2 separate regions of the Mus musculus genome follow, and region 1 is linked to region 2. The links are chromatin loops, found by intact Hi-C in ENCODE. Cell type or tissue: gastrocnemius. All regions are shown on one strand.

Region 1 (2,500 bases), 82 kb after region 2:
GTTTGGGCCTGAATGTCTTGTCCTTGTTGAACACTTGTTTAAGGAATGGGTTTGACATCTTAGTGGCACCTGATTCTCAGAACAGGAAGCAAAGAATGTGGCAAGATGGTGGCCTGTGCTACAGGTCCCCAGAGGCCTAAAACCGGAAAGGACAGCATTAGTGCTGGGCTTGTGCACAGACTATCATCTCAGCAATCAGTATGCTCAGGCAGGAGGATCACAAACTTACACCAGTCTGGGCCACACAGAAACAACTGGGAGGCTACTACTCATAACACACACTTATAATCCCAGTACCTAGGAAGCTGAGGCAGGAGGATTGCCCCAAGTTGTAGATGAGCATGGGCTGCAGGGTAAGGAAGTGGGACCTGTGTAAGCGTAGGGACTTTTCTGAGCTGTTCTAGAAACAAACATCACGCAGGCAGACTTCTGGCAGGAACCAGTTTCACCAACATCACACAAAATGATGGTCTCAGATGGGCCTGTGTTCTCCTGACACGGGCCAGGGACTGCTGTGACTGCTGCTTCAGGAAACATGAGGGAGCACATGGAGGTGACAAAAACAGATGGTGGTACCTGCAGCAAGCAATGCTCAGGTCCCTAGCACCTCGGGTGTGACCTGTGTGAGTAGAGGTTCGGTACAGACTGGAGGAAGAGCCTGACACACAGTCACCCGGATTAGCCGGGCAGCCCTCCATTCAATGATCAAGTCTTTTCTTCCAAGAGCTGGGGACAGAACCTAGACTTCAGCAGGTCAGTGTGCCAGGGAGGACCCACTGCACCATGCTCCCTGAGATGGGCTAGGCCATCGGGGAAAGGCAACTGGAGTTGGACCTTGGGGCGTAACAAGTTGCTAGGGAAACTGGAGAGACAGCACAGGCAGAAGGGGAAGCTGGGATGGGGAGTGGCATGTGGTGTGGGCTAGCCCCTCCCACCAGAGGCAGCCTCACCTCACTCACAATAATAACTTGTGTGTCTTTTTTACAGACAGGGTCTCATGTAACCCAGGCTGGTCTCCAAGTCACTATGCAGCGGGATGACCCTCTTGCCTCCAACTGTGAGCTGAGACACCAAGCACTGCCGCTGCATAGTTAACCCTTTTAACCCTCATAACACTCCCATCAACCCTCAGCACTTCCGCTTTTTTTCTTATATAGTTGTGGCAACCATGTTGTGCCTGCTGGGCCCTTCAAGGAGAGTGGACAGAACTGAAGTCACACCTCCACTCAGAGCTATGACGGCCCTGACTACAGAGCCCAGCTTTAGCCCGGGGTCCTCAGATGGACAAGAGAGAGACACAGCCTGGGTACCTACATGCTGGCTACGACTGAGACTTGCACAAGAGGAAGAAGAGTCTGACAGATAGCTAAGTGTGGTGGGACCAGACAAAAAGGGACACACTATGGAACTTCATGATGGGAAATGTCGAGATGTGAGGGCTGGGGAAGGACATCGTAGTTCATAGGGTGATGGAATGTTCTAGAATTAGAGGTGGTGACTGTACAACTTAGCCAGAACTTAACACACTGTGCTATGTGCCTTAGACCTGCGAGTGAGCCGCAAGGCACACAGATCAGGAAGTCACGAGAACTGCAAGAGAATGCTCGGTCTGCTCCCTCACCCACACGCTGGAGACAAGGACAAGAAGCAGAGGTTGCTTCCCTGGGGCTGATGCTGGTCAGCTTCAACATTCCAAGTCTGACTTTAGAGGCAACACCACTATGGAAAAGTATCTAGGAAATAAGCCTGTTTCTATAAAGCAAGTGTGGCTCAGGTCCAGGTGCAGGGAGCTGGGATTCGAGGCCATTGAACGCTACATACCTATTTCCAGACCAGCCCTGGCAAACATGAGACTCTGTCACAAAAACAAAACAAGAGCTTCCCATGTGGCAAAGCCTGTAATCACAGCACCCTGGGGCAGAAGCAGGTAGATTTCTGTGAATTCAAAGCCAGCCTGGTCTATAGAGTGAGACCATGTCAAAATCAATAAAAACAAACAGAGGTTGACAACTATCTGACAGTGAGCCCCCATGGTGGTCACTGTAGACACCAGTCAAGGTAGGGTACCCAGAGGCAGGAGCCCACAGGCAAAGAGTCTGTGGATACCAGATGGCCCAACTTCCTCATAGCATGTCCACTGCACCCCACCGCCATCGCACACCTGACCAGTACTTCACAGCCTTCCAGACAGTTCTCCTGACCTCAGACTGCTCTCCGGCCACAGTGGCCACTGGGCCACACGCTTCATGCAGGGTATGCAGGAAATGTCCTTGGCCTCCCACCCAGTGCACACTGGGTATTACCCAGTTCTGGATAGCCAACCACCCCCTACTATGACCTTGGGTCCCCTGAAGAGGTGGCACGGCAGCAATCCCCTGCCCCAAGCGCCCTCTGGGTGTGAGACTGACGGTTGGCTAGTTTGGCACACATACAGCTTGTGGGAGGCGCTGAGGCTGGACATTAACGCACACTGTACAGGCTGAGGTGGCAGACACCTCAC
Region 2 (2,500 bases):
GCTAGCCTGACAACTGGACACTGGGTGCCGACCCTGGGCCTTTATACTGACTGGCTTCCTTCTCTCTACTCCCCAAAACACATGCAATGCTGGTGTGTGACTCTGGCTGCAGCCCAGAGAAGGCATGGCCGATCCTGCAGGGCTGTGTGCTCTATAGCCTGAAGTACAGGGAGGGTGCTCAGGCAGGCATCTGGCTGTAGCAGGCTACCTGAGGGTCTCCTTCCTGCAGGAAAGGAGAACAACTTCCCCCCACTGCCTCCCTTCCTGCCACTGAAGCCCTGCTTCTACCAGGACTTCTCTGATGAGATCCCCGTGGAGCACCAGGTGCTGGTGAAGAGGATCTACCGGCTGTGGATGTGTGAGCCTCTCCGGGTGGGCGGGCCCAACTCAGAGTGCAGGGTCCCCACTGAGCACAGGAGCATTGTGGTCCAGGGGATGTGCAAGGCTCATCCCTAATGTGCTGGTAGGGTGGGTCCCTGGGCCCTATCCGAGGTCCCTGGTGACTTACCTCCTACTCTCCCATCTATGTCCCTCTTCCAGTTTACTGTGCCACTCTGGGTGTGAACCTGGTGGCCTGCCTGGCCTGGTGGATTGCGGGCGGAGCTGGTGCCAATTTTGGCCTGGCCTTGCTCTGGCTGGTTCTCTTCACTCCCTGCAGTTATGTGTGCTGGTTCCGGCCTGCATACAAGGCCTTCCGGTAAGCCTGGTCTAGGGGCCCTCAGGCCACAGAATCTTAGACCCACTCCATGGGGTGAACATGCTTAGAATTGTATCCAGGATAGGTTTCGGCCACATTACCAATAGTTGTCCTCCACTTATTCAGTGTGGGTGGCCATTTATGTCATGGTCAGCAATCAATGACCATAGGCTGCAGCTAACTGCTGTCTTGGGGTTGCTGGGATGGATCCCAGGGTATAAGATACTAGGCAAGCAGCTTGTGAGCCATGTGCCCCTGTGCCCTCCCTTGGTGCTGTGGAGTGTTCCTGCAGGAAGGTATGGTTACAGTTCCCCTTCCTGCAGCACCCTCTGGATTGTAGGCCTACACTCGGAGACACGAGTGTGTATGTGCCATGACACAGCGTAGCAGTCACAGGATAGTTCTTTTTCTACCATGTAAGTTGTGGGGATCAAAGTCAGGCCACCAGGCCTGGCAGCAGCACCTCTACCCTATTTTAAGTTTTTCTAATGGCTTCAGTGAGCCTTGTGGTTTCCTGACTACAGAGTACCTCAGTGTTGAAGTGCAGTAGGTTAGCTTCAGTGTTTGCTTCTAGAAGATTCTATCACCCCAAAGGAAGCCAGCCTCCACAGATCCGCTTCCTATCTCTGGATTGGCCTGTTCTGGACACTTAGTATGAAGGCACATACTTGGTGGCCTTTTGTGTTTGTTTCTCTGAGCACAAGGTCCCTCGACTGTGGCATGTACCAGAGCCTTGCACCTGTTTGGGGCCTCATAGTGCTCCAGCCTGTAGATGGACCCTGCTGTGTCCACCATCTGTCCATGGGCAGATGCCCGCAAGCTGGCTCTCCGAGTGTTGTTTGCTCATAGGTGGCACCTGAGGTACAGACTGAGAGTGGGGAAGGCCCGGAGGGCTCCTCAGAGAAACAGATATCTGCTCAGCCAAGTCATGGCAGGAGCAAGAGAGCCCCAGAGCGAGACCCACCTTCCACTCCCAGAAGCCCCCTTCCTTCCAAGCAGGAGCAGCCTACCGATGGCCCTTCACCCTCACGGTGACAAGGCGTTTTTGCCACTCTCCATGATACTGGGGCTCCAGTTCTGCCTGTGGTGTCCCCTGAGGCAGTGGCATCCCAGGCTGAGTGCTTGGAGGAAAGCCTTAGTCACTTCAGTCCATGAGGGACAAGGGAACCTTGACACTCAGTCCTCCCTCCTGGGAGTGTGGGTGACCCCTGCATTTTCTGTCACTTGCAGAGCCGACAGCTCCTTTAACTTCATGACATTCTTCTTCATCTTTGGAGCCCAGTTTGTGCTGACTGTCATTCAGGCCATTGGCTTCTCGGGCTGGGGCGCATGGTAAGCAGAAAACGGAAAGATGTGTGTTTCCTGTATGCCTGTGTGTAAGAGTCTCTGCCAGCAAGGGTCCAGGAGGCTGCCTTCCAGACAGATGTTAGGAGAGTGTGCAAAGAGAAAAGCTTGTGCCATGGGCTACCAGCAGGGGGCACTGCCCAGCTGCTCCCAGGCTTGTCTAGATCCCCTCCTGCTCTTTTTTGAGGGTCTCACTATGCAGCCTTGACTGGCCTGGAACTTAACAGAGGTTTGCCTGCCTAGCTGCTGAGAGCTGGGATGAAGGCATGTGCAATTGTGTCTGGGTGTTCATTTCTTCTGTCTCCAGATAAGGTCCCCAGGTGTCCTTACCTGTCAGCTCCTTACCTTTCTCATGAACCATGCTCTCCCACCCTATCCCTGGACGCTGGAGTCTGTAACCCTTGAACAGCCTGTCACCCACCCCATCACCTGGCCACGCCACCAGTGCCTGACTTAAGA

Evidence for each region. Peaks named below come from ENCODE experiments on the same cell type or tissue, not always from the same donor. Only the 100,000 strongest peaks of a DNase experiment are listed, where the experiment ranks them.
Region 1: it touches region 2 in a loop (3-fold over the local background); 15 of 42 quality-filtered maps call a loop at or near these places.

What each region holds. Positions count from the first base shown.
Region 1 is chr10:80,691,432-80,693,931 of GRCm38, forward strand. Mob3a (MOB kinase activator 3A) reads right to left here. Exons shown (of 4, transcript NM_172457.2): 2 at 1-136. The coding sequence starts at 58. Among named protein-coding and RNA genes, the nearest start is that of Mob3a, 9.1 kb to the right of the region's middle. In gastrocnemius, no CTCF peak of the experiment used is centred here; no DNase peak of the experiment used is centred here; H3K27ac peaks cover 1,734 bases.
Region 2 is chr10:80,609,101-80,611,600 of GRCm38, forward strand. It overlaps Scamp4 (secretory carrier membrane protein 4), which reads left to right. Exons shown (of 7, transcript NM_019575.4): 3 at 230-358; 4 at 541-697; 5 at 1,928-2,029. Mir6912 (microRNA 6912) reads left to right here and starts at 160; the gene lies at 160-229. In gastrocnemius, a CTCF peak has its summit at 2,157 (motif pointing right); a DNase peak (open chromatin) is centred at 1,503.